Regions from separate parts of the Homo sapiens genome. Here region 2 is linked to region 1. A link is a loop called in an ENCODE intact Hi-C map of the cell type or tissue named here. Cell type or tissue: heart right ventricle. All regions are shown on one strand. Links, peaks and the distances in the headings refer to the core of each region. The heading gives the core; the rest is flanking DNA. Region 1 overlaps DIRC3 (disrupted in renal carcinoma 3). Region 2 overlaps DIRC3 (disrupted in renal carcinoma 3).

Region 1 (16,168 bases), core at 6,015-11,014:
GTATTCTGTGTAAAATTATGTATATAATTTTTCTTTCTCAGTGTGGTTTATTTCATGTGATATTTATTTTTTGATATCTAGGAAGATTAATATCTTTGTTGCAGTGCTTACCTTTTTGCCACTACCTATTATAATGCCCTTAGTCTCTTTTCTCACATTTACTCTGCTACTTAGTGTTTTATTTGCTTCAAATTATATTCTTCATTCCCACCTATTGTCTATGCAACAATAGGTCACTTCAGTTTTGTCACCACATATAACAGTTGAACTGTTCTTCCCCCCATGACTCTGTCCTTGTTTAAGTTACAGATTTACATTGAAATATATTCAATGCTCACACAGTCCATTTTCCAGAGTTCTTCAGGTCCAGGTCCTATCTTGGTTAAATGATGTTTTTTCTATAGTAGGACCATTAAAGTTGGATAGTGATTGCAGTGTTCTCTGGGGTTCTGCACATAGAAAATCGCTTGATACTTGAAGCTTAGCTCATCTACATAAAAGCTATTCCACAGTTCCTTTAGTTTCCTGAAGATGTGACTGTGTTATTCTTTTACTTTAGATGAGAAGTCCGATTTTCTTTCCTATGTAAGTGATTTGATACTTTTGCCTGGAGATCTAGAAAAATTTTTTCTTTATCTTTAAATTACAATATTTTCCTAGTATATGTCTTGGACTTCACCATTCCAGGTTTATTTTCCCAGGGATACTGAGGAGCCTTTAAAGATGCAGATTCAAGTTTTCTTTTAATTTCAGACATTTCTCTTAGTCTGTGGTTTTAAATACTAGTGGTTTTCTATTGTAATGGCCTTCTTCTATCAATTATTTTCTCTCTGATCTCTTTTGCTTTGTTCCTTATTTTATTTTTATTCCCTTTTTTCATGGCTTTCCTCACTGTTTCATATTTTCAGTCAAATCTCTTTTTCCATGGGTACTTTATAACTTGGCCTTTATTTTTAAGATGATTTTGTCTTTTCCTTCCATATCTTTCCTGAGTTCACTCAATTCTTATTTCGCATTTTCCTGAAAAATAGGGTTTTTCACAAAATAATAGGGTTTTTTGGTCGTATTTCTTTTATAAAGCTTAAAACTTCTGATTTAAGGTTTTTGTTTTCTATCTTCACATGCTTGTTTTAGGATATTCAATTCAGTGTGGGTGTTCTGTTACAGTTTTCTTCCACCTCATATTTGATTTCGGTAGAAGCATTTTCATCTGCTGGAATGTTTTAATTCCTGTTTTTTTTTTTTAAGTTATTGGCCTTGTATGAGTGTCGTCTGCCATTTTCTATTCATTTTTAGATGTTTAAATATACAGTTGTAGATAGGCGCAGTCATGGCGTTTGATGACTGACCATGTTTCTTAGTTCAAGAGCACCCTCTTCTGTTGGCATGGGAAAGTGTAGTTTCTTCACTGACAGCAGCTTTTGTGGGGGAGGGGTTGGTGTGCCTTCTGAGCTTTGAGATCCACTTTTGCTTGGTAGGACACTCTTTCTTCGTTCTTCCCCTCCACTCAGACGCCTCTGAAGCCCTGCTGCCAAGCGGCCCCCTCTCCTCCAGAAATAGTGCCCTTTCCACAGGCCAGCCCAGCCCCATGGGCAGTCAAACCCTCCCTTTCATTCGCATCCTGAAGCAGCGCCCTCAGGCTACCTGGCCTGTGAGTTGTTCAAGCTATTTCTCAGTCAGGTGCGAAGTTCTCTTTCTGGAGGTTATTTTGTCTGTGGTTTTGGACACTAATGCCCCCAGGCACCGTTCTCCTTTTCCAAACAATCTTCAGGCTGAGTCTTTGCTCCAGCACTTGCTCTGGAGACCACCTTGAGCCTGGGAGTTTACTCCCTTATCTGTAGGTAATTTGAAGTTTGGAGTATTCTATCTCAGTTATATTGTGTGTGTATATTGTATGTTTTATTGTATGTGTGTATATGTATTTGTGTGTGTGCATATATGTATATATAGACAGAGAGAGGGAGAATCTGGAATCTGGAAGTTAAGTTATAGACTCAGGAAATTCTTAAAGCTGTTTTGAATATAAGATAAACTACAGTTTAGGATTACCAATAAAGCTTCACTAGACTCAGGTCTCCCAGCTTCCAGGCCAGTTTTCCTACTAACACCCCATACGCTCTTGGACAAGTCGTTTAACTTCTCTGGATGCCAGTTTTCTCTCTTGATGGAAAGCTATCTGTAAGTGTCTTTCCAGTAATATTCCATGTGTTTTAGACTGTTCCTCTAGCATTATGACTCTCTTCTCCATAGAATACACACAAAAGAAATTAACCTGCATCTTACAACTCAGGCCTCAGCATCACAAAGAAATTAAGTTCTGTGTTAACTGAGTCTTGGTGTCATGTAAATAAATATAAACTTGTTTCTCTCGCTGTTTCAAAGAGAACTGGGGTCTCTGTTCATTCGATTGGTAGCCCTCTAAGGGATGGGCGCTTAGTTGGGAGCTGCCACATGTCTGTGTTGGGTTTTATTTTTTCACAAGGCCAAAATGTTCCCTCTAGAACACACAGTCCTCACCAAGTTCAGAAAGAAGCCAACTGCCCTTACCTCCTCCCCTCTTCTCCATGCTCCTCTGGGCTCAGGGTCCTGCCTCTAGACCACTCCCCACAACATAAAACATCTCCATTCCTAGAGAAGACCATAATTTTAAATAAATAAAAATAGGGAAGGAACAGGGAAATTGCAAGGGTAAATGTGAAAATATTCAAGGTCACCATAACCACTCTTGTTCAATAATGTGAATTTATGTAGCATTCTCAGTTTTCATGTGCCTAAAATAATGATACATACTCCCCATCCATAGTGGCTGAAGAGGCAATATCACAGATGATTCATCCCAAAAGGGCCCTCCAAAGGTCATCCTGGCAATGCCCTTGCCTTGCTTTGAAATGACTCTTGCCTGTTATAAATAGATGCAAATATTGAGTGGGTAGGGAGATTCTCCTATTCTTAAAGCTGTCAAGGTCAGGAGATGAATCTGCCCCCTCAGTCACCTGCTCACAGGTTCCCACGACTCTGACATTCAGGAAGCCAAGAAGAGATAAACTTCCTTTATCAGGATCCAATCTTCAACACTAGTCATTTGAAAACTATATCCAACTGTCACTTGTAGATCCTCTATCTCTCTGCATCTGCATCCGGAATACTGGCAGCAATGACGACAACAATAGCAGATCAGCATAAAACCAAAAACACATTCATAAACACACACACATACACACTACACACACACATACATACATACACACATATACACACAAACACACACATGCACACATGCATACATACATGTACACACACATGCATACACACATACACATGCATACGCCATACAAATGCATACACATACACATGCATACACACACATATACAAACATCCATGTATACACACACATACACACATGCATATACATATACACATACACACTACACACATACACACATACGTGCATACACACATACATGCATGCATACACATACACGCATACACACATCCATACATACACACAAACACACATGCATATACACACGCACACACACACAATTAGGCAGAGTCTCAGAGGAAAGAGGAAGATCTGTTGAACTGAAAAGTATCCTTAGAGAAAGAATTGGGAAACCAGAGGCAGAAAAGAATAGACTTTCATAGCCCCTGAGCACTCCAAAATATTGCAGAGTTTCCTCATCTACTTTCATTTTCTCCACCAGCCCAGCTTCACCCCTAGAGGTCAAGAAGGCTCTTTTTGATTCTGTCAAAGTCTCCCTGGCCAACCTCTTTGTATAAGAAAACAGAAAAACATTCAGACACGAACCTGACCCTTTATTCTCCTGCTTAGACTCCTTCACTGGCATCCCCTATCTAAGCCCAGCTAAGCTAAGTCACATAGATAAATAGCTACTTTACCAAGTGGAATGTATCAAGTGTGATAAGAAATGCAGGGAGGAACTCAGTGAAAGAAGAAATTAATTCCAACTGGAGAGATCCAGTTCCACTGAGAAGGTGGTATTATACAGAGCCCCAGAGCAGGCATAGAGGTAGAAAGACTCCAAAGTGCAATGTTCTAAGAAACAGTGAGTGTGCTGGGCTGTAATGAAGAATGCATATCGTGAGGTGGCAGGATATATTGTCATCAGAGAGTAGGCTGGGGCCATGTCAGGGAACACCTGAAATGTAAAATTTCCTGTATCCTTGAATCACTTTTTTGGCTTCACTTTTCTTTTTCTTTTTTTTTTTTTTTTTGAGACGGAGTCTTGCTTTGTCGCCCAGGCTGGAGTACAGTGGCACGATCTCAGCTCACTGCAACCTCCGCCTCTCAGGTTCAAGCAATTCTCCTGTCTCAGCCTCCTGAGTAGCTGGGGATTACAGGCGCACACCACCACGCCTGGCTAATTTTTGTATTTTTTTAGTAGAGACAGGGTTTCACCAGGTTGGCCAGGCTGGTTCCGAACTCATGACCTCGTGATCTGCCTGCCTCGGCCTCCCAAAGTGCTGAGATTACAGGCGTGAGCCACCATGCTCAGCCTTGGCTTCACTTTTCTAATGTCTCCACATTTGGGATCCAGAATGGTTATCATATACCACAAGCCTGGTCATGTTTGATGCATCAAGATTTATAGCTTTTAAAGTGCTTTGAATTATAGACTAATAGATTAATAGATATTAATTAATAGATAAAAATAACAAAAATAGTCCACCTTTGGAAGTAATATGCTTAATGTGCTCTATGTAACCTTGGAGTGAACTGTTTCTGATAACTTCTTGTGGCCCAAAATGTTATCCTGCCCTAAAGAAATACTAACTGGCTCAGTTGAAGATGGGCATGGTAGTTTCCATGTGAGGATTAGAACAGCAGGAAGGTCCTTGCAGAAAGAGAGATAATATAGCCATTGCAAAACATTGTATCCAGTCTGCAAATGATCATCTTAGAGAAGTCCTTAAGCCCATTTATGACCTTAGAGCTAATTTTAACTCAAGTAGGAGAGCTAGTACAACATAATCATCAAATCAAGTACCAGGCAAAGAAATGGCAGAAATAAGACTCAAATCCAGGTTTAACTTGGGTGCAACCTGGGCAGTTAGAGCACTTCTCCAAGTGTCCTTGTCTGTAAATTAGAGATACAAAGAGTAGCTACACCTTAGAGTGACTTTGAGGATGAAATGTGGTAATAGACATTGAGCTTTTAGCACCATCCCTAGCACATAAAAGATGCTCAATAAATATTCAGTGATTACTGTTGAGTGAATAAATTAATAAATATAATTCAATACATGTTAATAATTCAACAATGAATTACTAACCATTAATAATGAATAATTCAGTAAATGTTATTAAAGGAAAAGGGGAAAATATAGATATTACTGTTCCCCATGGCTCATTATCACCCTCATGGATAAAGATAGCTGTTTAGAAGAGGGAAAAAAAGTGAAAACTGCAAAAGCAATTAAACATCCCCAGCAAACACAGGTTTGGTAGAACTAGAGAGAATGACAGGAGTCTCTGAAATGGCTCGGGACTAGGAGGAAAGACTTCTGGATCATGGTCCCGACCCTGACACTAATTGATGTGTAGTTTTAGGCAAGTCACATCACTTCTCCAGTCCTCAGGGTTTCTAACTTCAGAATGACCACATTGGGCTGACTGATCTCCAAGTTCCTTTGGCTCTCTGACTTAATCTGAGGTTATGAGATACCCGCCTGCAAAGTCTAAAGACCCTTGAAACCCAATGGCTCTTGAGGAGAAGTTTCTTAACAGTATTGCAGTTTAGTCAGGAGACTGAACTAGAGAACCCAGGTGGACATTCTTTCCAGCCAAAGACTCAATACTTCTGGAAAGATTAAGGTCACATTTGTTTCAAGAGTGTCCAGTACAACAAAGACCTTCCACAGGGAGTAGTAACTATTCCTGATAGGGAACCTCCAAACTGCAATAGGCTTTACCCTTTTTTATCTTTCCTCTTTCTTCGTGCCTCAAGTCAGATCATAGCAAGAAGAAACCTTGGAAAATCCCCTCTTCTCCTCCACACCTCCCAGAGATGCCCAAAAAGCAGTTTAATGCTTTTTCGTAGACTTAGAAAACAGTTCTGTTCTTCCCTGGGCTCAGAGAAGCCTCCCATTTTGGAGCTCTTATCTTCAAAACCTTGCCAGGGACAGGCACTGGTGATTCACAATGGTACTTAATGTGATTTAGACTTATAAATCAAGAGACCGCCTAAGAGTAAATTCCAGGGAGCCTTAGGCCAGACTCAGGGTCCCTGTGTGTAAACAATCAAGTCTAACCCCCTTGGCTGGCAGGCTCTCCTGTCTCAGGGGACAGGAGGTAGGACCGCCTCTTGTACAAGTCTTAACATCGTCCATGACCTCAGTCTGCTTCTAGTGGGACTTTGGGAGACCATCCTCTCAAACTTGAGCCATTTCAACCCAATTTCTCCTCCGTGATCCAAGGAGAAATAAGGCCTGCCATCTCTGCTGGGGGATCTTTCTGGCACCAGCTAGATGGATCCCTGGCACTTTGACTCACAATTCCTCCCCTTACACAAGACAGCAGTTCCTGAGGCCTGCATATTCCAGGCATGAAATTGACAAGAGCAATTCAGCTTTCATATGGGAGCATATGAGGTCAGCTCAGCTTTTGGCCTCTGCAAGGAGGGATGTAGAAAGTCTCCCCACAGGAATATCTGGTGGCATCCTGACACCAAGCCTCCTTTTATGTTTTCAAAATTTTTTAAAGTTTTATTTTGTTTTTAATTGACATATAATAGTCATATATATTTATGGGGTACAGTATGTTTTGATACATGTATACATTGTGTAATGATAAAATCAGAGTAATTAGCATATCTGTCACCTCAAAGACTTATCAAAGTTTCAGGATACAAAGTCAACACACAAAAATCAACAGTGTTTCTAAACCCCAACAGCAAACTATCCAAAAAAAAAATTAAGAAAACAATCTTATTTGCAACAGCTACCAAAAAAAAGAGTAGGAATAAATTTAACCCAGGAAGTGAAAGACCTCTACAATGAAACTATAAAATATTGATGAAAAAAAAGGACACGGCCAGGCACGGTGGCTCACGCCTGTAATCCCAGCACTTTGGGAGGCCGAGGCGGGCGGATCATGAGGTCAGGAGATCAAGATCATCCTGGCTAACACAGTGAAAACCTGTATCTACTAAAAATACAAAAAAATTAGCCAGGCGTGATGGCAGGCACCTGCAGTCCCAGCTACTCAGGAGGCTGAGGCAGGAGAATGGCATGAACCCGGGAGGTGGAGCTTGCAGTGAGCTGAGATTGCGCCACTGCACTCCAGCCTGGGCGACAGAGCGAGGCTCCATCTCCAAAAAAAAAAAAAAAGAAAAAGAAAAAAAGGACACAAATAAATAGAAAGATATCCTGTGTTCATGCATTGGAAAAATTAATAGGGTTAAAATGTCTGTACTACTCAAAGCGAGCTACAAATTCAATTCACTCCCTATCAAAATACCAATGATTTCTTCATAGAAATAGAAAAAAAAATCCTAAGATTAGTGTGGAACCACAAAAGACCCTGGATAGCCAATGTAACCTTAAGCAAAAAGAATAAAGCTGGAGGCATCACACCACTTGACTTCAATATCTACTAAAAAACTATAGAAACCAAACCAGCATGGTACTGGCATAAAAACAGATACAAAGACCAATGGAATAGAATACAGAACCCAGAAATATATCCAGGCATTTACAGCCAACTGATTTTTGACAAAGGCACCAAGAACAAACATTGGGGAAAGAATCATCTCTTTTATTCTAGTAAAACTGAATATCTACATGTAGAAGAATGAAACGAGACCCCTATCTCTCACCACATACAAAAATCAACTCAAAATGGGTTAAAGACTTAAATGTAAGACCCAGTGCTTTTTTAAAACTACTCAGCAAACGCTGGCTGTTCTGAGGGTTCAGGTGGCTTCTTAAATCTCTGTGTTCAAGGGCTCATGACTCATTTATACTTCCTGGAAAGTGTCAGGAACTATTTCCAAATGGGCAACTGGTGAGAGTGAGATGTCAAGGGCAGTGTGGCCTCAGTCTCCTAGCCTGCCCCTCATGGGGCGCCAGATTAGGGTGTCATTGCAGAAACGTATGTTCTTGGAGTTTGGTTTCTTTTTAGCATCCAGCCTCTCTGCAGTGATTGCTGCAACCTCTGAAGGAGCAGTTCTTTCTAGCAAGGACTTTTTAGGAGTTCCGTCTCCCCCATCGAGGTGTTAACCTTAAAATCTCATTTCTTCCCAGCTCCACGCTAACTCAGCGATCAATCTCCTCTTAAATTGAAAAGTGTTGTCTCTGAACTGAAAAGGAATCGAGGTTTATGGAGCCTGGTCTGCTGAGAAGAAATGAGGATGGGATAGCTGCCTTCAATGGCTGAATTCAAAGCTGTCAGGAGATCCAAAGAGCACACAGTCTGCATGGCACTCAGGTGTTAGACAAAGGAGGAAAAGTTAAAGATGGGGGATTTGGGATCAATATAATGAATACAGTTATCAAGCACAACAAAAGGCCAGACATTTTATACACATGGCTATTTTGTTCTCCTGAAACATCTATGAAATGGGGATTAGACTATATCAGGAAACAGGCTGGAAAGGAGGAGGTGCATTGTCAGGCCCCTGCAGCAGTCAGAGCACATATGGTGGATAAGCTAAAGGAAAATTCTGGATTGGATGGGAGAGTGGGTCAGTGATTCTCAACCAGGGGTGGTTTTGTGTCCCAGGGACATATGGCAACATCTGGAGACATGTTTGATTGTTATGAATTGGGGAGTGATACTGTATCTAGTGGGTACAGCCAGGGGTGCAGCTAAACACCCTCACAATGCACAAGACAGCCCCTCACAATAAAAAGTCCAACAGGCCCAAAATGTCAACAGTACTGAGGTTGAGAAACCATGCATTAAATGATCTTAAGATATCTTCAAACTCCAGAACTAAATTAGGGGCCTTAATTTTTCCTCTGCATAGATGGGATTCCATTTAGCCATCCAGTGTTTCTCAAAGTAGAGCAGGGAGAGGACAAGGATGTCAAAACTATCTCACTGGGACCCTTTTAAAACACTTAGTCTCTAGCCAAAGAAGACCCAAAAAGCTATAAAAGAAGCCCAAAAAGCAAACAAGTCCCCAAAAGCCTTTGGCCTCAAAGAAATGACATAAATTTTTCCTCTATTTCCTAAAGACTTCGCCATTAAATGTTCTGAATATAAATCTGCACCCCTGGGGAAACCAAGTTAGCTAAAGATTCACAAGGACTTGGTGGGAATATAGGAGATTCCAGAGAACTCAAAAGGAGAGGATGAAATGGATGAAATCTGCCAATTCAGTGAAAATCATTTTGATGAATGCCCAATTGGTACAAAAGCTAATTCCCTGAAAAGTCAATTTACTGAAAGCTAATGCCCAGGGAGTCAGTTCTTAGAAAGATCAATTTGCCAAATGACCAGTACACTCACATTACCAAATTCATATGTCATAATGTTTAATGAAAATATTTATCCACTTGATGCTCTGCATTGAATGAAAATCTTTTTGGAGCATTCTAATTTTTTACTGGAAATTTTCTTCTACCTAATTCTGATTTCTATCTTGAGTCTAGAATTAAATTTTAACTTATATTTAAAATTAATGTTATTTACAATTCTGCTTTATTTGAGTGCTTTTAAAGTTAATTTATTTTAGTTTCAAAGTTTATTGAAAATTTACTTTGCAGAAATTTGCTTTCTTCAGTTTATAGAAAGGATTGAAAAGAAAAGATAAAACCAAGGCCGGGAAGGGGTGTGAGGATGCCCAGAAAAGATTTCCCACACTAGTCCTGGTCCACTATAGTCAAGGAAGAATCAACTTAGAAACAGCAGGAGCAACCATATCACTTTTTTTTTTTTCCAAGACAGAGTCTCACTCTGTCGCCAGGCTGGAGTGCAGTGGCACGATCTCAGCTCACTGCAACCTCTGCCTCCTGGGTTCAAGCAATTCTCATGCCTCAGCCTCCCAAGTAGCTGGGATTACAAGCACACACCACCACACTCAGCTAATTTTTGTATTTTTAGTAGAGACTGGGTTTCACCATGTTGGCCAGGATGGTCTCGATCTCCTGACTTCATGATCCACCCACCTCAGCCTCCCAAAGTGCTGGGATTAAAGGCATGAGCCACAGTGCCCGGCCCCATATCACATTTTTAAATGTGGCTATCAATGACTAGAAATAATAAACCAAGGTAGATTGACTATATGAGAAATTGACAGCAGAATGCTAGAAATGCAAAGAAAAAAATGGCAGAAAAACACAAAATTGAGTTTTTTAAAAGGATCTCTAGTTGCTTAGCTGATTTACCAAAAAGGAATAATTTCACCTTTGTTGCAAACTATGACTTATTTCTGATAATATCAATAAAGTCTGCAGATTCCAATCACTACATATAAATGCTATGTATCAACACATTTCTGCAGGTGTATTTTGCAGGTAACCGAGTTTTTTTTTAAGCTACTTCTGCTTTTTATTGTATTTAAATGTTATTGCCCATTTTTTAAACCATTAAGCCCTTTTTAGTAGTGTACATCAACTCCTTATACAGGTTATCTTCCTTAATTATGTATTTCTGACAATTCAACATTTAAATATAATTTTATATTTAAATCCAAAATCATTGGAAGCATATTAGAATTTTAAATTAAATCTAAATTTAAAGTAATTATTTAAATATACAGAAAATCAAAAGTTTACATTTAAATTTGAAAACTAAATAAATCAGTTTTAAATTAAATTATATTAAAATCAGTATTTCAAAACCTACAAAGAAAATCAGAAATAGCCATCAGCCAAAACAGTTCCTCATACATATTGTCATAATATGAAAAATTACCATGTGAAATGTTGAAATGTTGTTAATAATGATAAAATATGTTTCTTTGTGTCACATTATTAGAAACAAAAATAAGACATTCCTGTTAAATTCGTCAAAAGATTCCTGGCAAAATGACTAAGCACTCTAGTCAAATCTTATAAAGGATTCAATTTGGTCAACTTGCACATTAGTAAATAGGTAAATTGATCATTTGGCAAATTTGCTTTCTAATACTTGCTTTTCAGGGAATTGACTCAGTCCCAAGGGTATTGAAATCTGGAAAAAGGGAGTAAATTCTAGAAGGAGGGTTTGAGGGGAGCTGGGTAAGCTGTTGTTTTTCCTGTAACATCCTTCTTAGAGGCTGCAGTCTGCCCTAGGGGCAAAGGCAAGAAGACTGAGTCAACGAGGTAACCAGCGGCTCTTCAGTTTGTCACCATATGTGGACCATATTCTCAGTGGCTGTGTGGAGATACAGAGGCACAAGTTCCTGACTCCAAGCCCCTTCCTTGTGAAGAAAATCAAACGCTTCAATTAACCAAAACTACTAAGCTTTATCAATGGAATCTATCCTTTTGGTGTGTATGCGTGCATACATCCATGTGTGCGTGTGTGGGCACAAATGATCAATGCAGATTACAAATGCTGGAAAGCTCAACAGACCTCCATACAGATGAGTAACTACAAGGTCATGCCATTGGATCTCCTGGTGAGAGTCAGTTAAGATCTCATTTCACTTCTAGGTTGAATGAACTGGCTTTCTGCTCATATGGGGACTAAGTAAAATATCCACTAACTGGTAGATTTTTTATGGTGTTTAATCTGGCATATCCAGATTAGTTGATGAATTGGTTCAGCTGGGAACTCAGGAAGCCCTGAGTGGCAACAGTGATTGGAGGCTCAGGTACAGAGGCTGACTTGCCTCTGCAGGCCAACATGAGGTTTTGGTTCACCACTCCACAAGGAAAGGGGACAGAAGGAGGCAGCCATATGCTCAGCCCCTCAGAAATGTGGAGCCCCTCAGAGGTGTGCTGTGCCTCACCCTTTGCAAACGTTATCTCCTGTACTCTTGAACAACTCTATGAGTAGACAACTTACAAATGTATAGCCCCCAGTCTAGACTCTTCTATGTCTGTTGCTTTCCAACATTGTTTTAGTCTGTTTTCTGTGGCTTGTAACAGAATACCTAAAACTGGGTTACACATAAAGAAAAGGAATGTATTTCTTACAGTTATGAAGGCTGAAAAGTACAAAGTCAAGGGTTCATATCTGGTGAGAGCCTTCTTGATGGTGGGGACTCTATACAGAGTCCCAGGGTGGCACAGGGCATCATGTGGTGAGGGGGGGCTGAGCTCAGATCTCTGTCCTGCTTATAAAGCCACCAGTCCCATTCTCATGATAAACCTCTAATCCATTAACCCATGAATGGGTTAATCTATTCTTAGGAGCAGAGCTCTCATGACCCAATCACTTCTTAAAAGCTCCACCTCTCAATATTGCCACACTGGGGATTATGTTTCAACATCAGTTTTGGAGGAAACGAATATTCAAACCATAGCAAACGTCCAGTTGGCAAATGAGAGTTGATTCCTGTGCAATGTCTTTTCCCAAAGGTAGCTTTCTCTGGCCTTCCAGTTACAGGATCCTGCAGCATCACAGATGCTCTGCTTCATGTAATGTTTGATTTAGCACATAGCAGATTATACAAATCATAAAACCATGGACAACTTTTACTTGCCATTGTATCTTAAGTACCTACCATAAAATATGTAAAAAGAGAGCTCAAATAACATTTGTTGACGCAAAATTAATGAATAATTTAACTTTCTACAGTATTGTTGTCTTTCTTTTGAAGCTAATAAAACTGAAGCAAAGAGAGATTAAATGACGACTCCAAGGACACACAGCTAGTAAGTGCTAGATCCAGGATTTAAACCCCAACCACTGACGATGGCTCCACTGTGCCATCTTAACATTAATTGACACCCCTCTTAGGCACTGTACTGGTTGCCTCTTAACATTTAACCCATTTTATTCTCTCAAGGGTCTTATGAAAGTGTTCATGTCATACAATTTAGAGATGAGAAATCAGGCCCAGAGAAAACCAAAAACAGAGCTAGAAACTGCTGGAAATGCAGTTTGAACCCAAATTGTCTGACTCCAATTTTCTTTTCAATATATAGAGGCAGTATTATATAATGTATATTAATTAATATATAATGTTAGTAATAATATCATTACTATATAACATATGTCTATACAGTCCACAAATTATTTTAAAACTTATCACCACACCTCACACCCACCAAAAACTCTGTTAGACAGGAAGAGTTACTTTTTTTCATCAGTAGGAAAGCTAAAGTTCTGAGAAATTAAATGCCCTGTTCAAATTCACAGGGCTGGTCAGTGGCAAATCTTAGAGATTTTTTATCCCATGCTGTCCTACATGTTAACCACCTGCCACACACTAAAATTTTAATGAATTAAAATTAAATAAAATGTAAGAGTCAGTTCCTGTTGATTCAACAGTTGCATTTCAAATGCTCAATAGCCACTGTGGCTAGTGGGTACCATATTGGAGAGTATAGGACATTTCTGTCACTGCAGAAAGTTCTATAGAACAGCACTGAATTCTTGCTACTACAGGGCAACAGCAGAAGCATCACCTGGGAGCTTATTAGAAATGCAGAATCTTTGGCCCCACCCCAGACCCATGGAATCACAACCTGCACTTTAGCCAGATCCATGGAAGATTTGTGTGCATATTAAAGCACTGACTTAACCACTCCACCTTAATTTTGCAGATGAGAAACTAAAATCCAAAGAGATGAACCAACTCAGCTAAAGTCACATCCAGGGTTAGGGGTGAAGCTGGGGCCAGAAGTCGGGACTCCGGCCTCTGCTACTCCGCCTGTGAGGAGGCACCAAGCCAGAGGGGCCTTGGTGGCGCCTGGCAATGGAACAGGGAGAGTGCTGATGGCTCCCTCCCTGCAGAAGCAGATAAGAGAGCAGTGGTGCTTGCCCAAAGAGGAGGATGATGCCGGTGTCCGGCAAGTCTAAGAGGCCTGGGAAGGGAGGGAAGCTGGCTTTGGTCCCTCCCACCTCCCATCCAAGCTGAGAAGCAACAATAGAGAGCTGCCAGGCTAAGGGGGACAGGGTCCACTGACAGGCCAGGACTGTAGCCAAGAGAGTGTTGATTACGAAGTTCTCTCTGCCACAATGAGGGTGAGGGAGACTTCAGTCTGAATCCCTTTGGTGGGCTGCGTCCAGCTGCTCTTCTGTCCTGGGCTGCTACCCAATCTTCCCACTGCATCACCATGAAGAGGATGCCTTCAGCCAAATGAGAACCCAAACTGTCTCCATTTCAATGCTTTCAATTTAGTTAATTTAAAAAGAAGAAAGAAACAATACGCCCTTAGCATATATCAGGATCTGAAATTCTCAATCCACTTGCTACTGACACAGAATTTTAACTCATATAATGGTTTTAAAACATTCCCACAAATTCTTTGACAGTCCTCTATTGAGAGGTAGGGTCCACCTCCCCACCCCTTAAATAGGAGCAGGCTTATAATATTTTGTTCAATAGTGCATAGCAGAATGAGGCTAGGCGATGACTAAAGCTAGGTTCTAAAGAGCTTTGCAATTCCACCTTGTTCACTGGGACACTCACTCCTGGAGCAGCAGGTATCCATGTAAGAATTCCCAGTATGCCATGACCATGATGCCAAAGAGGCTGCAAGTACATGCTCCAGATGACACCATCCTAACCATGGCACCAGATATATGAGTAAAGAAATCGGCCGGGTGCGGTGGCTCACACCTGTAATCCCAGCACTTTGGGAGGCCGAGGAGGGTGGATCACAAGGACAGGAGATCAAGACCATCCTGACTAACACGGTGAAACGCTGTCTCTACTAAAAAAAAAATACAAAAAAATTAGCTGGGCGTGGTGGTGGGTGCCTGTAGTCCCAGCTACTTGGGAGGCTGAGGCAGGAGAATGGGGTGAACCCAGGAGGTGGAGCTTGCAGTGAGCAGAGATTGAGCCACTGCACTCCAGCCTGGGCGACTGAGTGAGACTGTGTCTCACAAAAAAAAAAAAAAGAGAAATCACTGCATGTTCTCACTCATAAGTGGGAGTTGAACAATGAGAACACATGGATACAGGGAGGGGAACAACACACACCAGGGCCTGTCGGGGGTTGGGGGCAGGGGGAGGGAGAGCATTAGGACAAATACCTAATGCATGCAGGGTTTAAAACCTAGATGACAGGTTGATAGGTGCAGCAAACCACCATGGCACATGTATACCTATGTAACAAATCTGCACATTCTGCACATGTATCCCAGAACTTAAAGTAAAATTTAAAAAAAGATTTTTTTATAAATGTTAACATAGAAATTATAAAAGACAAAGCCCAATTTTCTGATTAAATTCTTCCAGAAAAAAAAAAAAAAAAGAAGTCACCTTGGAAGTGGATCCTCCAGCTCCAGCGATTCCAACTTCCCACGCTTTGAGTCATCGAAGCTGAGGACCAGCACATTGTGGAGCAGAGAATGACTCCACTGAGCCCATTCTGAATTTCTAACCCTCAGAATTTGAAGGTCATGATAAAAATGGTTGGCATTCTACACCACTATGTTTTGGGGTGATTTTGCAGCAATAAATAAGAAGACAGGATATAAGAGAGGTATATTGCGCTACGAAATGGGTGGGTTCTCAAGAGAAAGGTCTCTCTCCAACCGTCAGGTTAAAAGCAAGTTTCTTAGAGCTGGTATGCTCAGATTTGCATTCCAGATCTGCTTCTCAGTGATTCTCCGCACTTGGGTGGGTTGCTTAACCTCTCTAGCTGCTTCTGCAAAATGGGATTCTTGTGGTGATGATTAAATGGGAGAATGCTCCCTTCAGGGAGTGGATCACAATGAAAAACAGTACCTGTATGTGCCATCGGCTTTGCAGTTCTCAATGCATGGCCATGAACACAGAGTGTTTATAAAAATGTGTTTTGATGAAATAATGGCTAAGTGGTCTGGATTTTGGAGATTAGAAATGATGTAAATTTAGGGGGCTAGAAAAGTATTTTAGCCAGTAGCTCTGCTCAGGAAGTAGCCATGTAGTATATCAATTTGCCTCCATGGTCTGGGAGTTGTGACATGTCATCTATTTAGATGACATTGACAATATTGTAATCAAAAAGGAAGAAATGCCAAATCTAGAATGTACTATGCTTCAGATGATGCCTTTGAGGTCTGGAGTCCTGGCTGTGGTCCTGTACCTTGTTTGACTTCACAATGGGCCACCTGGT
Region 2 (16,168 bases), core at 4,811-9,810, 230 kb after region 1:
GTGAAATGAAATAATGGCTCAGAGCCTGGTGCTCAAAATGGACCATTGACCACTAGAACAAAAGCCCATTGAAGCAGGGCACCAGCTGGCTCTGTATCCCAGAGCCTGGCACTCTACCTGGCACACAGTGGTGCCTAATTAATCCTAGATGAATGCACATGCATGCATTGACAGCAAGTGAAGTGCTGGGGGACCCAGCCACACACCCACGACCAGTAGCCAGTCCCCGGCTCCAGGACAGTATAGGAGATATCTCTGTAACATGGAGGCTGCTCCCTGTCAAGGCTGTGACCCCGTGAACTTGAGGATCCCCCAGGGAGGATGCCCAGGAAAGAGCTTCCCTCAAGGGTTGAAAGCAATAAGGTGGGCCAATTAGGAGTTCACCGGCAAGCCCAATCCCTGGAAGACTGATTCACCCTCATACCCCCCACAGGGCATGAATACTGTACTATGAGTACCCCTCTCAGAGTCTCAAGAGGCAAAATGGATTTTTTTATTATTGATATATTTTTATTTACTTCTGTCCTTTATATTCTGGTAAATATATATAACATTACATTTCCCATGTTAGCCATTTTTAAGTGTACAGTTCAGTGGCATTAAGGACATTTACATTGTTGTACAACCATCACCATCCTCCTTTTCCAGAAATGTTCTAATTATCTCAAAATGAAACTTTCTACCCATTAGATAACAGCCTCCCATCCTCCCCCTCCTCCTAGGCCCAATAGTCACTGTTCTATTTTCTGTCTCTGAATTTGACAACTCTGGATACCTCCTACATGTGGAATCATATAATATTTGTCCTTTTGTGTTCAGCTTACTTCATTTAGCATAATGTCTTCAAGGTCCATCCATGTTGGAGCAGAGATCAGAATTTCCTTCCTTTTTGAGGCTGGATAATATTCTATTTGCATGGAAATGCCACGTTTTGTTGAGTCATTCATCCATTGATGGACAGTTGGGCTGCTTCCACCTTTTGGCTCTGGTGAATTATGCTGCTACGAACACGGGTGAGCAAACAGAAAGGCGATTTTTGGAAGGGAGGGAAAGGAGCTCTGGGTTAGGGGCCAAGCCAAGGAAAAGAGCACTGAGATCCCTCAACTTGGGGGAAGGTGATGAGAAGAAGCCACACTGACCCCATCCTGTCTCCACCTGCCTTTGCACCTTACTGGGAATGGGCTGTAACTAAGGCTAAAACTAAAATGAGTACATATCAGGGAGAAGCACATGCATAGGAACAAAAGAAAACATAAGATGAGACTTATTCCATGCCAGACAATGTCCTAACCACCTTACACCCATTAATTCTCTTAACCCTCCCAATGGCCTTCTGCACAAATACTGTCAATGGCCGTATTTTACAGGAGAGGAAAACAGGGCACAAAGAGATGAAGTCGACTGCTCAAGTCACCAGCCAGCAAGAGGCAGAGCCAGGATTCGAACTTAGAACTTCAAGTCTATGTTTAACTCCAGCCCCGGAGGGTGGAGGAGGGGAAATGTTCTCATGCCATGATCCATCACAGTGTCTTCCACCAGCAGAGAGAAAGAGGAATTGAAAGTAAAGATTCAGGAAGAATTGGTCTTCCTGAGAGATGTCAGGCCCACTCTGGCTGAAGTCTTGTGGGGTTTAAGAAGCTGTGGGCCCCAAAAGGGGCTGGAGGGGGTGACTGGTCCTGAGAGGAGAAAGGGTGTAATTCTGAAGCCAAGAGGGCTCCCGGATGGGAAGCCCTCTTGGCAGCCTAGGTCTCTGCGGGTCCACTTGCTTTGGGAACCACAAAGCCAAAATGTAAAGGAATCTATTTTCTAAGGAAAACACATACTTATACATTCTGAGTAATTTCCCGTGGAACAAGGAAAAAATAAACACAACACCCCAAATGGTTTTTTGCTTACAAATGGGTTCAAGTAAAGAGAAGTGGGAGAATAAAATATAGGGTCAGGGGAAAACTCTCTACTGATTCCAAACCTCAGAAACAGCCTGGAGGCTTGAGAGAGTGGGAGAGACGGGGAGGGCTGGGGAGTGAGGTGCCCAGAGTCAGGGGCTTCCTGTCTCCTCTTCTAAGAGCTGCTTGCTCACCCTCAGAGGACCAGAGGAGGAGAAACTCTGGAAGCACAGCCATAAGACCAGACTGGGTTTGACAGCCAAGGGATTGTATAAGTCAGCCACCAGAGGTGGTGCAGGTAGGTAAAGATGAAAGCAATGGTCCCATTGTCATCAGCTGGGTAGTCAGGGAAGAGTAGGTGGATTAGGGGCCGGGGCCCAAAAACAGGAAAATTAAGTGGAAAGCTGCAGATCACAGGCATCATTCAAAGGAACTCATCAAAGAAAAAATGGTAAAGGACAGTGTAATTGTGAACAAATAACGTCACTTTCCTGGACCCCGCTGAGTCTCCCATATAAACAATGGGGGTACACTATTTGATTTCTACCACTGATAATTCCAAATTAGATGAGGAGATAACTGGGGGGACAGAGTTACAGAATGGGGGATGGGACTAGAGGATGAGTACTGGGGCCTGAGGATGGGTACTCGAGAGCCAAGAGAATTTGGAACAGCTAAGAGTCAATTTGCACTGCAAATCAGACCCAGGGAGAACATCCTGACTGGCAAGGGTCCCAGGTTATTGAAAGTTTGGCAGCACCAACATTCAGAGCAGCTGGCCTGGATTTGCTCTAGCAAAAGATTCACACCATGTGGGGACTGCCAGGTCTCCAGGGCCCCAAGGGCCCCACTCTGCCTGAGGCAGCCTGAAGAGGTTGAGATTCCCTGGCCAGCAGTGACCTACCTGTTCCAACTACACTGCACTTCACTGGTGAAAAGTCCTCTGGCCTACTAGGACCTCATTTGGCCCTCACAGCAGCCTGGTGAAGAAGGATGAATCCTCATTCCCATTTTACAGATAAGGAAACTGAAGTCTAGAGAAGACCGGTCTTGGTAAGCCACATGCCTAGCAGAGCCAGGAATGAGCTCATGTCCTGCCTTGTTCGAGAAGAAGGCACCACGCGGAGCATGGAGGGGTGTCATTGTTCCCCAGTGTGTGCCTGGTTGGGGGGACAGAATGTCAAAGGCAGGAACCCCATCTTGTCCTCTGCACAGTCCCTAATTCTCTTCCCCCAGACCCACTGGAAGGTGCTGGAGGCAAGGAGGCCCAGTGGGAAGAACACTAGACCCAGGAGACCTGTGTCCAAAGCTGCCTGCCCTTGGGCAAGTCGGTTTCCACATTTGTAAAAGTAGTGGTTGCACTAGATTAGTAGTTTCCAATATTTCAGCATCAGATCCTTGCTTTTTCCCGGTGAATCTTACTAGACCCCTTGCTAAAAAGAGAAAAAGGAGGGCCACTCCAGATGAATCAGAGTAGAAACTTGGCAGGGCTAGATTCTCATCAAATTTCCATCCACCCCCTGAGGCCCCTCCACAGGACCAAAGTCAACACGGAGCCCAACTTGCAAACCATCCAATTTCCCAGTCCCCTTCAGGGCCTTCATCCTTCTCTACAGAGCCACTTAAGGACAAAACTTCTCAAATCCCGATGTGGGCCTGCACTCTCTTCTACATGCTCAGCCACCACTGAAATGCTGTCAACTTCCAAATTATAATTCCAAGTCACAACAAATGCCTACCCAACACCTACCCTTGGTTGTCTGTATTAGTTATCTACTGCTGTATAACAACTTATAACCAAATTTAGCAGCAAACACTTCTCATCTCACACAATTTCTTAGGATCGGTAATCTAGGAGCAGCTTAGCCAGCGGTTCTGGCCCAAGTTCTCTCACAGGGCGCAGTCAAGATGTTAGCTAGGGCTGTATCATCTGAAGGCTTGACTGGGGCTTGAGGATCTGCTTCCAAGAGGGCTCACCCCACTCTCATACTGGCAAGTTGGTGCTGGCTGGTGGCAGGAGGCCTCAGGTCCTTGCCACATGGCCCTCTCACAATGTGGCAACTGATTTCCCCTATAGTGAGTGTTCCAAGGGAGAGTAACCAACATGGAAGCCACAGTGCTTTTTATGACCTGCCTTGAAAACCAGACGTGATCACTATTACCATAATTCATTTATTAGAAGCAAGTTACTGAATCCAGCCCACAATGAAGGGGAGAGGAATCAAGCTCCACCTCTTAAATGGAGGAGTATCAAAGAATTTGTGGACTATTTTAAAACCACTACACTGTCCAAGGGCAGACTTATGAACTCCTCCCCCAAACCCAGTCTCATTCAGCTGGTGCCTATTACAGTAAACAATACCCACTTAAGGTAGCCAGGAGCCTAGGCCATCTCTTTTCTCATGCTTACACCCCTCAAGTCTAATCAACCACCAAGTCCTCTCATTCTCATCTCCTAACATCCTAGCCACTAGGTAGCAAAGATGATGGTTAAGAGTATGGGCTTCCTGGCCGGGTGCAGTGACTCACACCTGTAATCTCAGCACTTTGAGAGGTCAAGGCAGGAGGACTGCTTGAGACCAGGAGTTCAAGACCAGCCTGGGCAACATAGTGAGACCCTGTCTCTACTAAAAGAAATTTATAAATAAATTTTAAAAAGAATATGGGCTCCCAGACTGAACCCTGGCTCAACCAATTACTAAACCTCCACATGCCTGTTTCCTCATCTTTAAATGAGGAGAATAGTATCTACCATATTGTGAGGATTAAATACACCATGTAAAACCCACAGGACAGTGCCTGGCACATAGTAAATACTAAATAAATACTTGCTATCGTATTTCTCAAATTTGCACCTCTGTCCATCTGCACAGGTCTCAGCAATTGTCATCCTTCACCTAGATGACTTACACAGCCTCCTATTTGGTCTCCTTAAATCCACTCTGTTCTCAAATATGTTGTCCATAGAGCAGCCAAAGGGAGCTTTGCAAAGTGCATATTTAATTATGTTAAACATCCACCCTCCACTACCATCGTTTAAAAGCCCTCAAAGGTTTCCCATTGCTCCTTAGGATGAAGATAAAGCCTTCCTCTCACTCCGCACAACCTGGGCCCTTGGCCCAAGTATCCAGCCACCTCCTGATAAGTCTCCCTGCTCTTCAGATTTTTGTCAAACACACCATGCTTCTATCTGCCACAGGGCCTTAGCCCATGCTGCTCCCCTAGAGGAAAACTCATGTCTTCCCTCACACCACCTTACCTCACCTAGAAAGAGTCTAATCGCCTTTCCTATCTCAACACAGGTGTTATTGTGCAAAGAAATCCTCCCTGACTTCAAAATCTCCTTAGAACGCACATCCCAGTCTGTGATTATTTGAGTAACCCTCTCTCTCCCACTGGACACAAAGCTCCACATGAGCAGAGACCACACCTGCCATTGCTCACCATTCTTTGCTCAGCTCCTAGCCCATGCGTGGCACAAGGTCAGTTTCCAGGAAGTGTTTGTGGAATGAATAATTAAGTGCTCCTGCTCTCTCAGATATTGCAGGGAGAGTTCCAAGAGTCAGGGACTGGCCAACAGAAAAGGACCCACCCTCCAGGCTGGCCTCCTCCCACCTCACCCACCCTGGAGATGCTGAATCATCAAGTCACTCTTAGCTGGACCATGTCTCGCATAAACAAATATCAGACCCCTCTGGAAGTGCCATGAAGTGGGGCTTCCTGCCTCACTCTGGGACTGCCAGAGCTCTCCACACCACTGAGAAAATGATGGATGACTTTATCCATGGCTTCCTCAGATGCCGGGGAAAGGCTCAGATTTGCCCGGCTTCTGGAGGCTGCATTTCCTGAGTACAAACCCCTGGCCTTCTCCCCAGCTGCCCTCCCTGAAATCGGGGTCAGAAAACACATTCCCTTTCCATTAATTTATTTATTCACTGACTTCAGCCACCTTTCAGGGACTCTTTTTCTCCAAACTTCTGCGTGGGCCCCTGGGAGGCAGTGGGGGGTGGCAGAGAGCACATCCCACCTAAGTCTTGACCAGCTGTGCCACCAACATGCTTGTGGCCTTAGGAAATTTACTTTCTTTTCCTAGTATAACACGACATCTGCCTGCTTCCTCCTGCAAGTGTTCAATACTCCATGTCTGCAATTATCTCCAAGTCACCTCTTTCTTTCATCTCTTTCCCCAGCCACTCTCTGATGCAGGTGGCACTCTCTGTCACACAGAAAGGACTATTCATCCCTGGAAAGATTGTGCACTGGTTCTGCGCTGAGCACAGAAATCCAAGTCTGTCCCACAGAGAAAAGAGAGCCTGCTTCTCACATCACACAAAGGCCTCCGTTTTGCCTGTGACCTCCACGGTCACCCTCCTTGGCCTTTCTTGTCCACTCAGCTAACTTCTTTATTTTGTGTCTGTTCACGCCATGCCTGCTGCTGATGTGCCCAATGTGAGGACCCTGTCTGCTTCCCAATGTCTGAGGCTCTCCTGTTCCTACCATAGAGTCACAGGTCCCCCAGACCTCCACCTGCAGCTCACCAGGTCACAAATCCCAGTGTGAATCCTTACAGGAAGCCAAAGAAAGGAGTTTCATCCCCCACCTTGGGACACAGCTCCCTTTGGCCTTGCAGCCCTGAGGCCCCGAGGCCTACGTGCATGGTCACTGGCCTCCTCCTGCCTTGGGCCCATCCTGAGGCCCTGTCTTGGTAATCTGCTTTGAGACCCAACTCCAAATGCCCAGCCCCCTTGTCTTGCTCTTGTTCCTGATTTGCTCTGAGGCCCTGCTGCTGGGGTACAGACATCCCCGGGCCACCTAAACTCCTGAAGATCACCTTCTCCAGAGCCTCAGAAGGCAGGCTAAGCCCACCCGGTGTGACACCTGACTCCATACCCTGTTCCTCTATCCACTCACCTTGGCCAAGACCTCCTATCCCTTGTCTTCTGGCCTGGATCACCCCCAGCACAGTCTACCTTGCCTGCCTCTCCCCTAGTTAAAAGTCTCCCTCAGTTTGCTCCCTGCAGTGGGATGATCCTAAATATTCCCCAAACTACTCCTTGTCAAGCATTTCTAGGGCCCCAGAGTAGATCTGAAAGAGACTTTTAGCTCTTGCCCTAAGATATAATGTTCCTTTTCTTATATCCCTGTGTTCAAACTATTTATCATTCAACAAACTTTTTTTTAAGAATCTAATCTGTGCTGGCTTCTATTTTATGCACTGGGGTTGAAGCAATGAACAAAACAGAGAGGAATCTCTGCCCTCATGGGTTTGCACTTCAGTGAAAGCCCACAAGACATGGAGTCAAACTCCAAAAAGAGAATTTCCTCTGCCTGTCCTGAGGCCTCTCCACTTACCAAGTGGAGTCAACCTTTCTGGTACTGCCATCTTGAATCTCAAAGCATCGAGCTCCATTATTGTCTCCCTCCAAGCTCCACTCCTGTTCCAGCTGTTGCTCCCCATGGTTTCCCCTTCGGGGGAGGAACAATTGTGCCCCCTTTGGCTCCTCCAATATCTCCACTGCTTTTCCTTCCCCCTTCCTGCTGCCTCCTCCTCTTCCTGGGTCAGATTCACTAGTCAGCACTTTTACCCCTGAGGAACATCCTCTGTCCCCTCTCCAGTAACCCACCCCCCTCCCTTTTGTTCTGTCTCATCAGCAAGGCGAGCCTGCACTGCCCTCCATGCAGATTTTCTCCTCCCCAGAGGCTGCCACTGGAGTCCACAATGACAGGGGAGCTGAACATTTCCCAGTCAGTCGCCAGCCCTCAGCAGAGCTTGGCCTGAGGCCCATGCAGGCATCTCAGGAGAGGAAAATCAACTTTCCTGGACCCAGCCCTGGCTTTCCAGTGAGATCCCACAGCCTCCGCAGGCTGCTGGCATCCACTCCGGAAAGGACATATGGGTGGTAAACAGGACTGTGTGTGCCCTGCAGCCTCCACAGGGCAAAGGCCTGGCCCTTGCCATAGGAGCAGATCTGACATATGTGCGGTGGTTCTGGTGCATAACCACCCAGAACATGGGGCAGAGCCAGCCTGGGCCTTCAGGACCCCTGAGTCACAGAGCAGCCAAAGAACTCCCAAGGGCTCTGAAGGTGGGACAGGGACAGGGACCTGCAATGCCATGGTACCATTGCCTCTTACCTCCCATACAAGGAACTATTCTGTATGGCCTGGCCCCTCAGGTTCCTATGGCCCTGGCATAGACAATAAGAAATAGCCTACCTCCCTTCTTTTGCCCCCAAAAAGCACTCAAAATGAGAGTCATCCATTCTCCTAGACCAAGCAACTAGGCAGATACCAGCTCACAGGTGAGTGGAGGCTCGTACCAGCCTGCCCTACCTGCCAGCTTCACCAGAGTCTGGGCATTCTTAGGCCCCTTCATTATGCTGGGGGCCCTCCAGACCTAATTTTGGGCTATCACTAGCACCCAGCCACCCTCTCCATTGGGCTGAGACCCCACGTGAGTGAAGAGGACAGGCTGCGATGAGAAGGGAGTCGCTCTCCCAGTCAGGCACAGAGAGCACCCTGCAAGTCAGCACATTTGGTCAAGACAAAGAAGGGCTGCTACAGAAATCTAAGTGGATATCTGACACTGGGGCAGTGGAACTCCACCCCTTTGGAAGATGGACTATAGGAGAATTATATCCTCCCTCACCAGGTTTCTTTTTCCCTGGTTAGAAGAGTTTTGAAGTCAACAACAGGGGCTAGTTCTGAAGCAAACCAGCTCTAAGCTATAGTGACCCAGAAACAGAAGCTAAGAAGGCAGTAGCTCACACCTGTAATCCCAGCAATTTGGGAGGTCAAGGCAGGAGGATCATTAGAGGTCAGGAGTTTGAGGCTGCAGTGAGCTATGATCATGCCATTGTACTCCAGCCTAAGCGACAGAACAAGACTCTGTCAAGAAGAGAGAAGAAAGAAGAAGAGAAGGAGGAGAAGGAGGAGGAGGAGGAAGAAGAGGGGGGGAGGAGGAGAAAGAAAAAGAAGAGGAAGAGGAGAAGGAGGAAGAGGAGGAGGAGGAAGAAGAAGAAGGAGGAGAAGAAGAAGAAGAAGAAGAAGAAGAAGAAGAAGAAGAAGAAGAAGAAGAAGAAGAAGAAGAAAAGTAGTAGTAGTAGTAGTAGAAGAAAAAGCAGCAGCAGCAAAGAAGAGAACAGCAACTTTTTTTTTTTTTTTTTTTTTTCTGAGACGGAGTCTCGCTCTGTCCCAGGCTGGAGTGCAGTGGTGCGATCTCGGCTCACTGCAAGCTCCGCCTCCCAGGTTCACACCATGCTCCTGCCTCAGCCTCCCGAGTAGCTGGGACTACAGGCGCCCACCACCACGCCCGGCCAATTTTTTGTATTTTTAGTAGAGACGGGGTTTCACTGTGTTAGCCAGGATGGTCTCGATCTCCTAACCTCATGATCCGCCCATCTCGGCCTCCCAAAGTGCTGGGATTACAGGCGTGAGCCACCGCGCCCAGCCGAGAACAGCATCTTTAGAAGACCCGCTATTCTGGGAGAAGAAAAGGGGCAAAAAAATGGTGATAACCTCATTACCCTTGGGAACCTAATAAGACTCTAACCAGGTCATAGCTGCCAGGAGAGGGGGTTAATGGTATTCAGAAGTTACAACTGAGGTGATGGCAGCTAGAGTATTACCAGGACCTTCCAAAGAAGGCTGAAGAGGAATTTAAGAGGGGGTGGGGAGCAGGCATCATCTTTCCTACAGATCAACACCAAAAAGATTACGATACAGACCTAGGAGGGAGAGAGTCCAGCTTCCAGATTCCAGACTGGGGGCCAGGAGGGTACATAATTCTGAGAGCCCTATCAGTCCTTCCCTGAAGCCGAGAGGATTCACCTACAGAAACACAAGGAAGGGAGGGTCTAGCCACCCCTTCCCCCAACATCCACTCTCACGGGCTTCTGGCAACCCATCTTTGTGGGCGCAAGCCCCGGCATCCACAGCAGGGTCATTTTTACAAGGTGCGCACACCCCATGCCTCCCAGGGCTTTTGACACTCCCTAGAGGGACACTGCCAAGGCTCCTGGGAGCACCACAGGAGGCCCGTGGGTGCTATCCTGGAGCCAAGTTCAGCTGCTCCCCCAGCAGGAGCCCAGCCTCCTGACCGTGTGCCCCAGTTGGCTCTAGGGACTTGGGGAGGGAGGCTTCCACTTCCCTTTGTAATAAGGGGCTTGGATTAGCAATATTTCCCAACTATGATTTGAGGAACTCTGACCCCACTAGATGCTCCATGGCAAGAGGTTTCACTGGACAAATAATCCTGGGAAATGCTGCAACTCTACCAACCCTCTTGGAGCTCTCTGTTCTCCTTAGCATAGTAGAGGCTTTGAGCACCCTACAGTGAAGAGGAGAGGGAAAGCAGCTTAACTTTGGTGATGTTTTGTATTGGCCTCCACACATGAATTCTGTTCTAAGTGGTTTATCTCAAATCCTCTGGGTAAGGCACTATTGTAACCCCATTTTATAGAGCCATCCTCTGGGTGGCTCTGTGCTGCTCCTCTTGGCCCAGAGTTTCTCAAATGTCCCGTTCAAGCCTGGGACATTTGTCATGAGCACGGCTTTAGAAATTCTGGACAGGAGGACCTCTAAGACTAATTAGATGCTTTCCTCACACTGAGACAAGTCCCATGAAATTAGAGAGGGAGGGGAGGGGAAGAGAGAGAGAGAGACCGAGAGAGAAACAGAGCAAGAGAGACACACATCAAGAGAGACACACAGACATAGAGAGAGAGACACAGAGAGTGATGCAGAGAGACACTGAGAGACACATACAGAGACATGCTGAGAGGGAGACTGAGAGGAACAGAGACTGAGACAGAGAGAGACACTGAGAGACAGAGACATGAGAGAGACACTGAGAGACAGAAACACTGAGAGACAGAAACACTGAGACACAGAAACACTGAGAGACAGAGACAACATGAGAGAGACACTGAGACCCAGGGACACTGAGACACAGAGACACGGAGAGACAGAGACACTGAGAGCCAGGGACACTGAGATACAGAGACACTGAGAGACAGAGACTCTGAGACACAGAGACACTGAGACATACACACAGAGAGAAGGCAGCAGGGAGAGGAGTGTAGCCATGGTTGTGAGGAGAACCTGCTGAGATGAGCTTTGTGAGTGAGCCTGTGCTTTTGGAGGGGAGATGAAGGCGGCTTGGGTTAGGGGATCTCAAACCCACCTGGGCAAAGCCAGACCCCCCTTGGAATGGGTTTCCATTCACAAGTTGAGGAGGGCAATGCCTGCGCCAGTGAAAGAGGAACTCTCACGGAGGAAACAGGCAGATCCTCATCACCCTTCAGCTCCTCATGGGCAGCTCCTCATGGGCAGCTCCTCATGGGCAGCTCCTCATGGGCAGCTCCTCATGGGCAGCTCCTCATGGGCAGCTTGGCCTGAGTGAGGAGGACCCCCGAGTCCACCTGGGAAATCTCGGCCACCTGCTGGAGGGGGCAGCTTTAGGGCTTCAGGGCTAAAGAAGTAGGATAACTAGGGCCAGGATTGTAGGGAGAAGGGAGCGCATGCTCAGTGACAGACCCAGGCTGAGTGTGAACGACCCAATCCCCTCCACACAGCCCTTTTCCCCAAATCACTCACATGCCTGCCCCCATCAGCCCTGAACACCCAACCCCAGCCTGCACAGAAGACCTGCAGCCTGGAAGCAGGCAGGCTCGGAGCCCTGCAAGGGTTGGGGGTTGGCTCTGTCCATCTTTGGATCCCCACCCCCAGCCCTGTCCAAGACATTTGTCCTCAAAGGAGCTTTATTTGGTCTTCTCTCCATTTTTGTGCAAGCCTAGTGAGAAGCCATGGCCAGCAAGAGGAAGCAACAGCCACCTGCTTGGAACTCATTTGAGAGGGGCTGAAATAGGCCACCTGTTCCCAGGCTTCCCTCCCACGCAGTAGGTCACAGAGTCTGGCCACTAGGAGAAGGTCCGAGAATGTTAAGGTTTGAAGAGACCTAAGAGCCTAACCTTCCAGCGGAAGCCTCTGTCCCTCCAGGCTGGGGCAAAGAGGGCTGACCCCAGGTGGCAGCACGCGGGTCACATTTGATTCACATGATTTGGCCTCTGGTGAGCCTAAGCGCTGTGGAGCAAGGGGTGGGAGTTCCCACTCAGGAGTAAGACTGCCGGGATCTAAATCCCGGTTCTGCCACTTCCTATCTGAAAAACACATGCCTCAGTTTCCTTCTCTATGAAACACAGCCCCATCGCCAGGCTGAGTGCAGACTCTTTGGGGCAGATCCTTCACCAGCCCATTTTGCAGATGAGGAAACTGAGGTGAATGAGCCGGCACTGTGACCCCACGTGCTTCATTCTAAGCATAGAGATCTTGCCGCTTCAGCAAGCCAACTTCCTTCCCCAGGGAAGGCTGGGAAACAGTAACTGGAGAAGGGGGCAGGAGGGTCTCTGCCTGGGTGCAAGGCTCAAGGCTGGCCAGTCCTGCCATTCTTCTTGCCTCTGGTTTTTCCGAATTCTGCCTCTCCCTCTGGAAAGCCATTGCAGGCAGGGCACTCCCAAGCCTCGTTTACAAAATTATAAGCTTCCTTTGTCCCCAGTCTCCTCTGGTTACAATAACACTCATCAGCTCTCCAGAGCTTTCAGGGGCATGGAAAATGTGACTTCACTCCTCAAGGATTTCTGATTTAACAAAATGGCATTGGGGAAAGAAAATGAAAAAGAATGTCTCTGTCCATCCCTGATAGAAAAGGCAATAGGGCTCCAGCCTCCCAGCCCAGAGTCAAGAGCCAAGAGCTCCCAGAGGGTCCAGAAGGCACAGACAGGGGACCCTCAATCCCCCTTGGACCCCACAGACTGGAAATCAGCCTCTCTGGGTGGGGCCTAAGGGGAAAAGGGAGGGAAAGGGTCACTGAAGACAGGTGCCAAAGGCAGGAAATAAATACATCCTGTCTTGCCATTCCCCAATTTGACAACTTTATTATTCCTGTCCTTCTTTATTCAGTCAGTCCATCAGTCACTTGTCCTAAGTGCTTAAAATGAGTGACTCTGGTGTCCAACCACCTGGGATAGTATTCTGGCTCTGCCATCTTTCCAAGCCTCAGTTTTCTCATCTGCAAAATAGAGACAATGTAGTCTGGACTTTATAGAGCTGCTGTGAAAACTAATGAGATACCATGCTAAGGGCTTCACACCATGCCAGCAGATCAGAAGCTCTCAAGACATGGTAGCTCTTGGTGCTGTCACTCATGGGAATTGCAAAGCTTTGTCAAGCAGAGCAATGTGTCTGAGGCTGGACTGTTGGGAGTACCCATCTCATGGCACCTGCAGTCTAGAGACCCAGCCCTGGAGGCTCCTAGCTGGCCCATTACTTTAAGTCCTGAACACCAGGGCTAGTCTAATAGGTAGACTGGCAGGGTAAGGAGAAGGGCTTAGTGAGTGCTTGCTGCATACAAGACGCTGTGCAGGTGCTAAGGAAAATTCAGAAATAGCAACTATAAATCAAACTCCACGATTTCAGGTATATGAGAAATATAATTTTCAAAAAAATTATTTAAGTCAAGTTAAATCCATCTCTGAGCCCCCATCCCACCTGAGACAGCAAATTTTGTCCTGGTCATTAATGGAACCCGCCCATCCTCTCTCTCACCAGCATCACTGGAAGGGGTGCATGCGTGGTCACTGGCCATTTGTCCCCACTGGTTACACTGAGATAACTGATGCAAGGCCACACAGTACCCAGGAGCCCAGGGGCTCTGCTGCTTCTGTGCCAAACAGTGCCAGAGAAAGCTAGTCACAGACACATCACACTGTCAGCCCACTCTGAGGTCCTGCCCACCCTGGGCATTGACAGGGAAAAGGGTGCTCTGCCTCCGGGACTCTTCCCTCAAAGGCACTCACATCTCAAAGAACTCAGGCTCCCAGAAAGGAAGAAAAAAGAAAAGAAAGCAATTCCTACTCCCTGGCCTGCAGCAGCAAGTCTCCCAAAGCAGGGATCTCAAAGGAGCAGGCTGTTTACATGGGGGGAGTTGGGGGCAGTAGAGACAAAAATATAAGGATAACAGAAAATGAATCGTCGTATCTCAGAGACGGCCCCTCTAAAGAGGTGACTTCCAGGGGCTCCCAACAAGACACCTGCACCCCCTCCACCTTCTACCCCTACCCCATCACCCGCAGGCAGAGGAAGCAGCAAACCACATAGTGACATTTCAGGACTAACAAAAAGCCCTCCAGGAAGTAAATCAATCTCCCCCAAGCTTCCTGAACACCTACACTCTCCTTCATCTAAGGCAGATGTCCTGAAGAGGTCTCTGCTGAAAGGGATCAGTTGACTTATCACTGTCACCTTGCTGAGGCCAGGGCAACAGGGAAGATAAGTGTTGACTGGGAAGCAATACTTATCCAAGAAAGAAATGGGTATTTAATACCTACTAGGTACCACCAGGTGATTTCACAAACAACCTACCTGTTCATCACAACCACGCAAAATGAGTGCTTCATTCCCCGTTATTGATGAGGAAACAAAGGTCCTGAGAGAGGGGCCAAGGTCACAGAGCTGTATTATGACAAAGCTGGGAACACTCAGCCAATATTTAATAATAATACTATCACTTAGGGTACTATTATCATTCCCATTTTACAGAAGAGACTCTGAGGCACAGCAATTAAATTACCTGTAAGGGCCAAGAAGGGTGCCCCTGAGGCCTGGGCTGTTGATCCCCTCATTTTTCTGCCTCTGCATGAGAAGCAACTGGTTGGAAAGTCCCACCAGTTCTGAGAATTCATGTTCTGCCCGGATTCCTGCAAATGAGTAGGGAAGCACGACCAAGGATTCTGGTAGCTTTGCATAGGACTTAAAGACTCACATTATTTTGAAATACAGTTTTGTAAAAAATAAAAATACAAATATTTAGAAACCAATTAAAGAGTATTGCTTTGGGGAGCAAAAGACAAAAACCCCCCGTGCCTCACTGTCTCCTCCCACTCACCCCCCGCATCAATTCAATGGCCTGGAATCCCTGCCTCTTCTGTTCAATAAACAGAGATGGCTCTAAAGAGAGGACCCAATGTGCTGAGCAGTCTTGGATAAAGAACACCGACAGTCAGAGATGGAAAGATACCTTCGTCGGACAGATGAGAAAACTGAGGTCCGCATGACGGAGCGACTTGCCCAGGGTCAGGCACCTGCGTAGGCACCTGGACACATATGCGTGTGCACGCACGCAAGGCCGCGCACGCTGGGCTCTGGCCGGCACGGCCCTCACGTGCCCTCACGCACGTATGCCCCGCATGGGTTCCCCCAGCGAGCTATCCCTGCGCCCACCCCTTCCCCTGCCCGGGCCTCCGGAGCTGCTCACACGCAGGTGAAGACTGCCCCCTGGTGGGCGGGAGCCCTCGGGAGGCCCGCAGGCCCAGCGTCCTGCGCCCGTAATCCCTCAAAGGGGCTTCTCTGGAATCACCCCCAGGCCCTGGGGCCAGGATCGAGGCTGCTCTGGGAACTGGGCTTACACGGGTGTGGGTGGGGACCTCTGGGATCTTAGAACCAGGAAAATAATAAAGCAGAGGCTTGATGTTGCAAGTTTAGTTCCTGGAAGCTGATTGAAATGGAGATGAGCAACAGGAAAGTTTTTTGGGGGGGGTTTCTAGAGATCAACACCTCTTCCAAGGAAGGGACACAACCAGGGCTGGGCAGAGAACGTGGGCTGCAGCACAGTCACCTGAAGGCCGGGAGCATGGAAGTTAGGTTGGCCCTCTGGGACTAACAGGTTTAGCAAACAAAAATACAGGATGCCCAGTTAAATTTGAATTTCAGATACATGTGAAAGTTTTTTGTATAAATATGTTCCGTGCAAGGAGAGGAGAGTGTCTGTGCAAAAGGGTGGGAGTTGGGGGGTTGTGGTGATGGAGACTGCTTACATATAGAGAGATGGAACAAAACAGGTAAAACAGTCACCCACCACATTCGTGGTTTCTGTGGATTAAACCAACTGTGGATTGAAAATATTGGGGGAAAAATGGCTGGTTACAACTGTACCAAACATGTACAGGCTTTTTTTTCTTGTCATTATTTCCTAAACAATATAGTATGACAATTATTTATGTAGCATTTACATTGTGTTTTGTATTACAAGTAACCTAGAGGTTACAGGAGGATGTGTGTAGGTTACAGGAGGATGTGTGTAAGTTACATGCAAATACTATACCGTTTTACATAAGGTATTTGAGCATCCATGGATTTTGGCATCTGAGGGAGTTCTGGAACAAATCCCCCATGGATACTGAGGGACAACTGTACTAGGGATAATAGGAGCCACGTTTCTCATTACT

The links. Hi-C counts contacts between places; a loop is a spot of excess contacts. Peaks named below come from ENCODE experiments on the same cell type or tissue, not always from the same donor. Only the 100,000 strongest peaks of a DNase experiment are listed, where the experiment ranks them.
Region 2: a loop joins it to region 1, with 4 times the contacts of the local background. A loop is called at or near these places in 14 of 110 quality-filtered maps.

The regions. Positions count from the first base shown.
Region 1 is chr2:217,509,565-217,525,732 of GRCh38, forward strand. All of the region lies in intron 2 of DIRC3 (disrupted in renal carcinoma 3), which reads right to left. Among named protein-coding and RNA genes, the nearest start is that of DIRC3-AS1, 230 kb to the left of the region's middle. RefSeq lists a silencer at 1,302-1,391. In heart right ventricle, for the core only: no CTCF peak of the experiment used is centred there; no DNase peak of the experiment used is centred there.
Region 2 is chr2:217,741,507-217,757,674 of GRCh38, forward strand. All of the region lies in intron 2 of DIRC3 (disrupted in renal carcinoma 3), which reads right to left. Among named protein-coding and RNA genes, the nearest start is that of DIRC3, 41 kb to the right of the region's middle. RefSeq lists a silencer at 15,141-15,310. In heart right ventricle, for the core only: no CTCF peak of the experiment used is centred there; a DNase peak (open chromatin) is centred at 7,675; H3K27ac peaks cover 482 bases.